3 separate regions of the Mus musculus genome follow, and all the other regions are linked to region 2. The links are chromatin contacts, found by Hi-C or POLR2A ChIA-PET in ENCODE. All regions are on one chromosome and are shown on one strand. The core of a region is the stretch at or near the end of the contact, and the rest is flanking DNA. Distances in the headings are between cores, read along the strand shown. Region 1 overlaps 1700105F02Rik (a long non-coding RNA gene). Region 2 has its middle 43 kb from the start of Serp2. Region 3 holds the start of Serp2 (stress-associated endoplasmic reticulum protein family member 2).

Region 1 (3,876 bases), core at 23-2,522, 58 kb after region 2:
CACTGCCCTGGGAAGCACACAGTCCTCAGGTAGCATTTGGGATGGAGTAGAAAAAGAAGAGACAAGGCTGACAGAGAAAGCCTGGTAAAGGTGATGTGTTCAGACCGTGGTCTAAGAGGTGGGGGCGGGGGACGCATCACCTGTAGGCATTTTGGCTGGGCTGAAGTGTTGAGAGAGGTGGGATAATTGTGACTTTGAGATATGGTAAGATAACAATCTGCTTGTGCTGGGAGTTTTCTCTTGCCTCCCCAGTGAGGTTCCAAGCCTCAGATGTTGATCCCATAGCCTCTTTGTTCACCAAAAATACACCTCTGTGGCATTCCTCACATTTAGAACTGGAGACTGTGATATCTTCATCCACAGAAACATGATGGATTGTAGCTCAACGTAGTCAGAATGATGCTCTATCTATCTATGCTCTATAACTGCACTCCATTTAACATGTCAAATGTAGAAAAGGGGAACCGGAGCCTTTCTACTGACAATGCAGAGCACCGTGTTGGCAGATCTAGCTGTTTGACTCTGACCCGAGCTTTACGCTGGCTCTGAGTGTGTTTAAATTTGAATTTGAGTGTTTTGCTGGGCGAGGCTGTCTACACTGTGTTTCCATGACACCATCACTCCCTGCTGTTTAATATCTGGCTCCCATCCTCACACTGATTTTACCTACTTGGCCCAGGGAGCTGCTGGCCTTGGGCGGCTTTTTCTAGGCAGCAGAGGTTAGAGATGCAGCCATTGTTTCGAGCTGATTCATCATCAGCCTGATGCTAATTCACAAAGTCAGGCATGGTAATTTGGAGGGGCTTCTCAATTTCCACTAACCAAAGGCTTTTAAGTCCCTCTTCTTCAACCCCCCTCCTCTTCTTTTATCTTGCCCTCTTAACACTTTACTTGGATAACACAATCAAATCAAATTCTATATATAAAAAGCATATGGGATGCGGGAGCCCTCAAAGCACAGGGTTGAGTTAGCCATATAGAGACAGTGTAGCAGGAGGAGATGAGATGGGAGACAGACAAGTAAGGAGGGTCAGTTCTGTTGGGTGGGTTGGAGAACCAGAGAAGAGTGTTTAGGCTGTGCTGGGGATCAAGATGAGACCAGCAGGAATTAGACAAAGGCAGGTGCATTATGGGTGGAGAAAAGGGAAAGCCAAGGCTTAGACACTCGGCCTGCTGCATGTAGACACTCGGCCTGCTGCATGTAGACCCTCACAGGTCTCACAACAGAGCTGCGGTAGGTAGGTAAGCAAGAGAGGGGCTTGAACTATAGATGCTGATGCTGTGGCGCTGCCTTCCCTCCCTACCCCTTCTGCTGGCCTGCAGGGTGGTACTTGAAACTTCCTGGCAGCACGCCAAGTTGAGTCAGGCACCACGTGCTGCCCTAGAGGAAGCATGCAGCATCTTTCAAAGGTTTTTTTGTTTTTTTTTTTTTTTTTTTTTTTTAAAGAAAAGAGTCCCAGGAGAGGAGAGGGGCTGAGTCAGTCCTGGCAGGAAAGTGGAGGACACACACAGACCAAGCCCAAAATAGCTCCTGGGGGCTGAGCAGAAGGAAATTAGATAACTGGTCTGGTCTGCGTGGGCAATGCTTTTGGAAGGCCAGTAAGACGGTGAGAACAGGGCAGTGGTCCCTTCTAGAGGTCAGGAGTGAAGGCTGGCAGGGGATATCTCTGAGCACGTGATTTTTAAAACCTCAGAATACAGAGCATTCTTCAGTGGATGCTAGCCCATAGGTGGATGGCAAGCTTACTAGCCTCGCTACCTGAAATACTCTTCTACATCTTTGGAGGTCACAGACTAGGGGCGGCTTTCTGGTCGGTCTTCCTGAGTGAGGGAAAAAAATCCTGTCATTCTCCTTGTGTCACCTCCCCCTGTCTCTTGGACTGTGGTGTCCTGTTAAGAAAACACGTCAAACTTTATATGCCCCAGAACAGGGGAACGCCAGGGCCAAAAAGGGGGAGTGGGCGGGTAGGGGAGTGGGGGTGGGTGGGTATGGGGGACTTTTGGTATAGCATTGGAAATGTAAATGCGCTAAATACCTAATAAAAAATGGAAAGAAAAAAAAAAAAAGAAAACACGTCAGAAAAGCGTTTCTGTGGTCGTGGTCCCAGACCTTCTGTCTGTCTGGTTTGGGTCCTTACGTGGCAGGCCACCTGTGTAAGAATCCCCAGGGCTGGATACCATGCCAACGTGTCCAGTTGCTCTCTTTCATCACTGTGTTGTTTTTGTGGGAGCCTGATTCAGGAAAATGATGATCCCAGTCATTTACACAACCCCGAGCAGCTTGGCGTTCCCCAGGGCTGCTGCAAGGCAGTCAGGTCTACACTCCTTAAAGCCACAGGAAACAGCCAGTCCACGTTGCGCATGCACTGCAGCAGCTTCTTATAGGTCAAGGAGATTTAGATTTTGAATAAACAGGAGAGGGGGTGTTTCTCAAGCTTCTCAGAAGCGCTCGGACCTCAGGCCTGTCATCTGCTACTAAATTTGGCTTTTTTTCATCTTCCTTGCGCAGGATTCCTTGGCAGCCGTGGCACAGATTCCGGGATAGCTTTAGATAAACAACTTGGTTGCCGAGGACTGTTACCTGTTGTGGTTCCAAAAATCACCAAGGGTTGTAGAGATGACTCAGGACAAATTCAATTAAGGTGTGAAGGACAGAGAAAGTCAGTGGCGTGGCTGAGCCTTCTCGTTCGCCGCTGGTACATTTGTAATTTTCACTGGAAAAACTGCAGAAGGCGAGAGTGTTGTTGTCCTCTGAGCTTTTGCCTGGTGCAGAAATTTACATCTGTGTACTGTAAACTCTATGGACAGCTTCAGTATCCCTTGTGGAAGCCACACAGGATTCCCAGCACCCCCTCCTAGGCAGGTAGAGTGAATCTTTCCAAAGCCCCGGCGCCCTCCTGTATCCAGCGTGAGCTGCGTTCAGCATGGCATTCGTTAAGAAGCTTGCTTTCCTCTCTAGTGCCTGGGCCCCATTACAGACGTGTCTCACCCACTTTTATGTTGGAAAGAAGCTGTGCCCAGCACATAGCAGATATGTATTCAGTGCTAAGCAACATTTCTGTGGGATGATGTTTGGGGCAGGTAAACGACAACAGAGAAGGTACAAGCCTCATAGAAAGACAGACATCGGGTTAGGGTAGGAACGGATCACCCGTTTAAGAATTCACCCAGGCAGGGTTTATGTGACTTTGGGCAAAGCATCAATTTGACCTTTTGTTCCACTGACATGATAACACTGCTTTCTTTCTTGATTTGGGTAGGAGTCAAGGAATACATTAGTTATGAGTACTTTTTCCACTTAGGATGTTTCTGCCCAGAGGCACCATTACTGTAAAGGAGCCACTGTACCCAGGAGCTGGGCAAACCGCTTCCTGTGTGGGTTCTCACATTCTTTCTGGTTGACTTTGAGCAAGGTGACTATTTAGCCTGTTGGGAATGCTCACCTCAAAGGAAACTGTCAGCCCTATTTCTCAGAGCCATTCTGAGGCTCGAAGAGGTAGCACACTTGGATATGGTTTCAAGTTTATTCATGTCTATGAACTTGTGTCCTGATTCTAGTAGACAAGGAGAGAATGGACCTCTTTAGGTACCTTAATGCCTATGTATGCTCTGTGTTGTCCCATTTCATGCTCAGGCCACCAAATCTTGAATATATATATGCATGTTGGAGTGTGGGGTTGACACTAGAGTTGTGTCTTCCACGCTTGCTAAGCAGTAAGTCTGGTGTGTGTGTGTGTGTGTGTGTGTGTGTGTGTGTGTGTGTGTGTGTGTGATTTTCTGCAGTTTCTGTGAGGACGGGATGGAGACATTAAGAAGAACCTCTGCTGAAATCCCACCTTTGGGGGGCAAACAGACATTCTTCTGGTGTATCTGGAC
Region 2 (3,488 bases), core at 919-3,418:
GGCAGAGAAAGGCAGAGAGGAGGAGAGAGTAGAGAAGCAGGCCATGGCCACCTGGAGAGAGGGGAAGGGAATGTGGAGCAAGGGTGCAAGAGAGAGGCAGGAGCTAAAGTGGGTAAGAGGAGGGGCCAAGCAGCCCCTTTTATACTGGGTCAAGCCTACCTGGCTCTTGCCAGGTAATTGTAGGGAAGAGCATACCTGGCTGCTGCCATGAACTGTGGGGGTGGAGTTTATACAGAATACCAACACTGTGTGCATGGCAGGGTGGGGCTGGGGAGGAGTCCTATTCAGCTTCTATTTCCACTGGGAATAAAGAGGGTGGTGGATCCTTTTCCTTTTGGGTTAGGGGGTGGATGCCTTCATCTCAGAAGGCTGGACAGAGGTTTCTCCTTGGGGAACCAGGGCAGAGGCTTAAGCCACCTCTCTAAGCCAAGACCCCTTGGAACCACTTAACTTCCCAGGAAGGAAAGGGGAGGGGGCAATTCCCTAGTCTGTAGACCTGGGAAAGGTCCATATGGAAGCTCACTCCTTTGCTCTTGGCCACTTGAGCTGTGAGTAACTAAAGTGTAGGCACCTGGCAGTGGTTGTCTGGGGGAAGGGAAATCTTGCTCTTTTTGTTTTATTATTATTATTATTACTATTATTACTATTATTTTTAATTTACATTTCAAATTCTATTCTCTTTCCTCATTTCCCCTCTGAAACCCTCCCCCACCCCATCCCCCTGCTCAATAACCCACCCACTCCCACTACTTTTTGTTTCTTAATCTATTCTAGCACCGAGGCAAACATCAGGAGTTTTGACGTTTTCCAGAGCAGAGAAAAGAAACTGATACTCAGCCTTTCCTAGGGTTCAAGGTGGGGAGGGGAGGGCCTAAGATGCAAATGAGGGAGGCTGGGATTGAGCTGGGAGCGCATGTTCTTTCTGTCTCTGAAGCTGGGCATCCTCAGAGGTTTTGGCTGTTTGTCCTGAATCCACATGGCTTCTGTGGTGGCAGCGCAGTGCTCCCGCCACCTATCCAGCTCCTCCCCTATGTTCACGTTGTACGTGCAAAGCTTTCTGCTGGTCTTGCAAAAGTCACCGGACTCTGAAGGTCCCCAAACTGATAGAGTGGGGGAAGAAACTGGCTGTGAGGCTCAGCAGCAGGAAACACGCTTTAAACACAAGGCCCTGGGTTCCACCCCCACCCCCTGCCCTCCAGCACTACAATAGCCAAATCGTAGAGAAAATGGAGCAGACCTTCAGCCACCCTATCATAGAGTCATCTATTTGCTGATTTCTGAATGAGACTTAAGAGTTTTCCCACCAGATCTGGGACGCTCGGGGCAGTTTGCAGAGGCCCAAAGCCAGGTGCTGTAGAAGCTGTTGCCAGTAACAGCTAGAGGCAAAGGAGGGGTCAGTTTGCTCTGGGTTGGAGACTGGAGATGAGGGCTCTGCTGGGTCTTAGTGCCTGCTCGTTCTGCATCTCTAAGTTGGCTTTTTCCTGTTCTCTCCTCCTCACTGTATTTGAGTGGGGCACAAGAAAGGAACTGGATGGCATGACCTCTCCATGACATGGTTAAGACTTTTATTGTAGATTTCAGAGAACAGCCAGAGGCATCCGGAAGAGGCCAAAGCAGAGAGAGAGAGAGAGAGAGAGAGAGAGAGGTAGACCAGGGCTAGGGAAGTTGGAGAGAGCGAGGGAGAGAAGAGTGGAGATAGCAAGATAACAAGAGATAGAGAACAGAGCAGAGAGGGAAGGGAGAGAGCGAGAGAGAGAGAGAGAGAGAGAGAGAGAGAGAGAGAGGTAGACCAGGGCTAGGGAAGTTGGAGAGCGAGGGAGAGAAGAGTGGAGATAGCAAGATAACAAGAGATAGAGAACATAGCAGAGAGGGAAAGGTGGAGGGGGATGGGGGGGAGGGGAAGCGAGAGAGAACGGGAGAGAGCGAGGGAGAGAGCGAGAGAACACAGAATAACAAGAACAGAGGTAAAGAGAAGGATGAGTAAGAGAGGGACGCTGGGGGAGTTTAGGCATGAGGAGGAGGTGAGGAGATTCTGGGTGGAAACTTTGAAATGTATAACAGGTACTTTATACTGATGCGGAGGCAGCCTGGGGACCAGCATGGGCTTTGATAGGCTGACAGGTGCCAAGTGTAGCCTTCTGTGCCCAGAGGTAAGGGAAAGGGTTCCCAATTCACAGATCCTGAGCAGTGCTGGCTCTGATCCAACCACCAGAAACCCTACAACCCAGCTTCGGCTCATTTCTGGATATGTGGGCTGCCTTTTAGCGTTTGGGGAATCAGAGTCTCTTTTGGATCTGACATTCACTGTTGGCTTTTGTTTCTGTCCCATCATGCCTGGGACCCTATTTTTGTTTCCTTTCTCCTTGGCACTGTTTCCTCTAGTTGAGGGGAAAAAAGTGTTCTATATTCTCTAGATCACCGAGATCATTTATATTCTCATCACAGTTGCTCACAAGTTGTAAAACTGAGGGAAAAGGGAGTGGGTACTACAGAAGTTCTTTGAATGGTGGATACGGGCAAGATAATATTAGGAATTTATTAAGTATCTTATTGGTCAAAGAAAACACCACGAACAGGCATCCCTTCCCACTGGTCAATTAGGAAGGAGAGGATACAGGCATCTACTCCCATGTCTGTAAAAATATCCAGAGGACTCTGACAGAGGTGGAGGTGGGAAGGATCTGGAAGGTTCCGAGGTAACGTTTGTCTCTCTGAGTGGTCATCAACAAAGGTTGTCTGCACAGGTGCAGGGCCTAAACATAAACTGGAGGATAAAAAGAAGCCTGCAGTGGGGATAGCAATAAGAAAATTTACTAAGTCAACAGGGGAGAAAGTCTCCACAGCTGTGAGCAGATCCTGGCTGAGGGTGGAGAACTCTGGAATTTCCTGCTGGGCGAAGCAAAAGGGAGAGGCTGTTGTGGGCCCCTGTGTTTCTAAGCAGTTCACTGTAGGCATAATGTTATTGAGCATTGTGTAAATATTATCCTTGTATCACTCAAATGCTGATTTCTATGCCCCTATATCTAGTTGCAGTCCTTTTTCTAAGAAACTCCTGTCTCAATGTTGTGCGATGCTCCCTGAGTGGTTGACAAAGCTAGCTGATCAGCCAATGACTGATCAGGGAAGAGAACAGGGCCAAAAAGTGAGGAAGTGGGGCTTCAGCCACAGAAGAGAGTCCAGGAGAGACCCTGAAACAACAGCTCGAGCAGAAAAAACTATAAAATCCAAGTCTCTTGGGGATTTGGGCTGGGAGGTAGCCAGGTTAGCATAGAGGACTGAAATAGTGATACTGCTCAGTTGTTGTGCCCTTAAAGCTTGATAAATGAATATAGCCCCTTCTCAGTTATTTGGGAGCTAGCTGCGTTAAGAGGAAAACACAAACACTTATTAAAAATCCATTAACACTTCACAATTTCTTCTAAATGTTGTCAGTAAAGAAAGCACTTTCAGAGTAGCCCCTTGTAGCAATGGGTGAATTAAGTGTAACA
Region 3 (3,661 bases), core at 407-2,906, 43 kb before region 2:
TTCATTTTACATCTGAACTCAGATTCCTTCGTTCATTAGAAAGAGCCACAGCTGCTTATTCCACTATGTCAGCAAATAGGTCTGCCACCTTGAGAAGGAAGAAATGATCTACTTTGAGCATAAAATAATTGCCTTTAATGCCAACTTGGGCAGTGGCTCCCTGCCCTGACCCAGTAATAAAACCTCATAGGGGAAACAGATTCCTGCGAAAAATATGGTTCCCATTCTATGGCGCCTTGGCATTTTGTCCCCTCCAATCATAGCTAAATGCTCTAGTTCCCCAAAAGAAGGAATTTTAAGGGTTACCTCAGCCTGGGGCTGTGTACAAAGCTCTGAGTAGTTTGACGCCATGGCTTCTCTGCCACAATTCTGCTTGGTTTAACAAGAATTCCGGTGTGATGACTACACAGCCAGCTTTTCCCCTCAGTTAATCAAACCAACATAATTTCTTTGCTAAAAGGCATTGCCTCATCAAGTCTGCGTTTCCAGACAAACCCAAGCTTCGGCTGGACTTCCCCATAATCGTATGGGCTAATAGATTCCAGGCGCCTTTGCAAACCAGTTCTTCGCAACGATGCAAACCCACACAAGCCTTGGATGGTTCAAAGTCACAGGCCTGACATTTTCTGGAGCAGATAACTTGGTTTCCTAAAGGAAATCTCTGCACTTAAGGTACACAGTTTACTTAAGATTCCAGGGGTAAAGCTTTAATACACAGTCTGGGAGCAAAGAACCTCGGGCACTAAGCTGGTCGCTACAGTTACAGCATCATAATGCGCCAGAATCCATACGGTGAATTATAGGCAGTAACGATGCACTCAGCTTTGGCTGAGGCGGCTTCAGTTTGCAAGAGAAAGAGGAGGGTGAAGAGAAATGTAGCTCGGAATCTCACGCCCTACTTTTATACCATATATATAATATATATGTACACACACACACACACACACACACACACACACACACACACAGGGAGAAGAGACAGACGATCACAAAAAGGGTGGAAAGAAAAATCTTAGCATGGGGGTGGGGAGAGAGTCCAGGGGCGGAGCCTGGAAGCTGTGGATAAGTGGCATTCTATCATTCGTTCATCCTTTCGTTCATTCATTCACTTAGTAGGCTCCCAGCCCAGTTGGCTTCACTGGCCCCTAAGATGCAGCTTTTAGCCTTTTTCAAGGACGATGGCTCCTTCTCTTGGGGAGTCTCCACCAACCAGAGCCCTCTCCGCCCACGAGAAAGCAGAGCAGTCTGCGCCCCCCAGAGCCCCGCTGGGTCCCCCAGCCTGCGGGACCCCGGAGGAGGGGCCGGGAGGCCTGGCTCCGAGCCCACGGCCCGCCCGCCCCGCCCCGCTCCGCCCCGCGGGTCCTGCCAGCTCGGCCCGGCCGGCGCCGCCCCCGCCTTACCAGGGTTTTGGCTACGTTTCCCCTCTGGGTGATGTTTTTGCTGTGCTTCTCGTTAGCCATCCGGATCCGCTGTTTGGCCACCATGGCTTGGGCGCTTGGGGATGCTCTCGACTCCCACCTGCAACGATGGCCGGGGTGAGCCGTAGCCGCAGCGCCCCGCGGCTTGCCCGGGCGCTGCAGGTGGCAAGGCACGGCCGAGCCCCGCGCACCCCGCTCCCGGAGCCCCAGCCAGCCGGCTCCAGAGAGAGGCCAGCGCGCGGACGGAAGTAATCTCTCATCTCAGGAAACCCTCTCCGACTTCCTCGCCATCCTTCCGGTCCCCCCAGCTACCTACCCTGCGCGGCCACCGAGGCAGGAGGCGGGAAGCGAGAGGCGGGCGCTGACACAGCGCCGCGCGCCAAGCCCAAGGGCACCGTGGCCCGGGGTGTCCGGGTCCTGAGATCGAACGCTGCGGGGCATAGGGTTCGGGCGACCCGGCGTTTGTGCGTGCGTGGGGGGTGGGGACGCAGCCGCACCCAGCCTGGTGACCTCTGACTGTTTCCTGACCACCTCGGGACAGGCAGGGATTGGGGCGCTGGTGCTTCAAGCTGAAGGCTAGACCCTAGGCATCGAGCGCTGAGTCTCAGAGCTGAGCCTGGCCAGGTTTGGGTAGTACTGTTGGGAAACACCCCAAAAGAACCTGCCCTTTAGGTGTCTGAGGAAACCCCACTTGGCAAGTTGGGTTGTGCAAAAAGAGACCCTTTGTGACATGGGACGAAGAGCCAAGAAGCCTCTTTCTGGTCCCTGAAAAATGTGGATGAGGGTGGAGTTGGACCAGACCTCACCTTGGCAGTGGTGGTCATCACACTAGCAGATTGCCCCAGAAACCACTGAGTGCATAGAGGGCAAAGGGTTCATGAGCCTACAGTACAGGAAGAATGGATGGCCACTGCCCATAACCAAAGTGTTGACCAGGCTTGGACTCTTATCCCCCACTGCCCCACCACCACTACTGTCTTGGGGCATCTTGGACCTTCAGGCATCCCTGTTCTATGGGGTACTAAGTGTGAGCTCCCAGACAGCATTGGGAGTTTCTCTGCAGTGAAAGGACAAAAATCAATATTTGAATATCCAGATGCTGACCCCGAGATTTAGCTAGGGGAGGAGTGGGGGCTGAACCGCTTATCTTTCCTCAACAAATATGGCTCCTTGGAGCTCAGGAGGGACATCTGGAGAAGTGGGAAGAGGTGGTCCAGGGTTAGGACAATACAAAATAGCACTCAAGGGTAAGGAGTGAGAGCTGTGTAGACCAGATATGTCGGATGCATCTCTGATCCTATCTATCTGTGCCTGGAGGATGCTTCAATAGGCTCTGGTATGGGTAGAATTTCTTATGTGGGTAGAAAGCTAGGAAGAGCTCTTTAGGATACGGTTTATCTTAGAGTTTCTGTTGGGATGAAACTCAAGCAGGGCAGAAACCTGGAAGCAGGAGCTGATGCAGAGGCTGTGGAGGGTGCTGCTGACTGGCTTACTTTTTCTGGCTTGCTCAACCTGCTTTCTAATAGAATCTGGGCCCACCTGCTCAGGGATGGCACCACCCACAATGGGCTGGGGCCTCCCCTTCAATCTGTAATTAAGAATATGCCTTACAGCTGGAGCTCATAGTCTCATTTCTCAACGGAGGCTCCTTCCACTCTGAAGACTCCAGCTTGGGTCAAGTTAGACAAAACCAGCCAATATACCCTTCTATCAACTGGTTAGAAATCTCTTCACTTGAATGAGCAGCTACTGGCTTCATTAACAGTATGAGCAGCCACCAACATCACAGGACCACTTAAGTCTGACCTATTCTGGTCCCTGATTTTAAGGACCACTGTGGGGAGCGGTGCGGCTGCAGGACCCGTGAAACCCACTTGTTTACTGCCTTGCCAGAGCATGCACAGTGAGGCTGCATGCGTGGGCTGCCTGCCAGGCTGGACTGTTCCTTGTGGTCAGGACCTGTCAGCCTATCTGTGAACGACCTGAGCTCGTGCCTGGAGCGTGTGTGAATTCTGATTGGATGAGGTGGGGTGGAGCTAGAAGGAGGTGAGTCTGTGCAAATAGTGAAGAGAGGAGTTTTAGCCCTTGCCGTGAGTAGAAGTACTAGAAGAGAAGCTGTTGTAATAGGAGTTGTTTTAGCCCTTGCCCTAAGAAGAAGCTGCTGGGGAAGAGAGCTGTAAAAGAAAAAGCCTGAGTAAAGTTGCTGCTTGAACCCAACTTGGTGTCTGTGTCGTTCGTGTCGC

Evidence for each region. Hi-C counts contacts between places; a loop is a spot of excess contacts on that map. ChIA-PET counts read pairs that join two places held with the same protein, here RNA polymerase II (POLR2A).
Region 1: a loop to region 2 is called in a map of left cerebral cortex, with 1.9 times the contacts of the local background. The contact joins two enhancer-like sites. A Hi-C loop is called at or near these places in 1 of 37 maps with a recorded cell type or tissue (left cerebral cortex). POLR2A ChIA-PET finds 5 or more read pairs at or near these places in 2 of 5 experiments (Patski and embryonic stem cell).
Region 3: a loop to region 2 is called in a map of left cerebral cortex, with 3 times the contacts of the local background. The contact joins the promoter of Serp2 here to the enhancer-like site in region 2. A Hi-C loop is called at or near these places in 3 of 37 maps with a recorded cell type or tissue (heart and left cerebral cortex). POLR2A ChIA-PET finds 5 or more read pairs at or near these places in 4 of 5 experiments (Patski and embryonic stem cell).

What each region holds. Positions count from the first base shown.
Region 1 is chr14:76,656,964-76,660,839 of GRCm38, forward strand. All of the region lies in intron 2 of 1700105F02Rik (a long non-coding RNA gene), which reads right to left. Among named protein-coding and RNA genes, the nearest start is that of 1700108F19Rik, 19 kb to the right of the region's middle. Within about 2 kb of position 1,273, at least 2 of the 3 ENCODE cell types and tissues checked have a DNase peak (open chromatin) inside an H3K27ac peak, as active enhancers do; they include left cerebral cortex, where a contact is called at or near this core.
Region 2 is chr14:76,597,734-76,601,221 of GRCm38, forward strand. No RefSeq gene overlaps it. Among named protein-coding and RNA genes, the nearest start is that of Serp2, 43 kb to the left of the region's middle. Within about 2 kb of position 2,169, at least 3 of the 3 ENCODE cell types and tissues checked have a DNase peak (open chromatin) inside an H3K27ac peak, as active enhancers do; they include heart and left cerebral cortex, where a contact is called at or near this core.
Region 3 is chr14:76,555,031-76,558,691 of GRCm38, forward strand. Serp2 (stress-associated endoplasmic reticulum protein family member 2) reads right to left here and starts at 1,657. Exons shown (of 3, transcript NM_001160326.1): 1 at 1,401-1,657. The coding sequence starts at 1,484.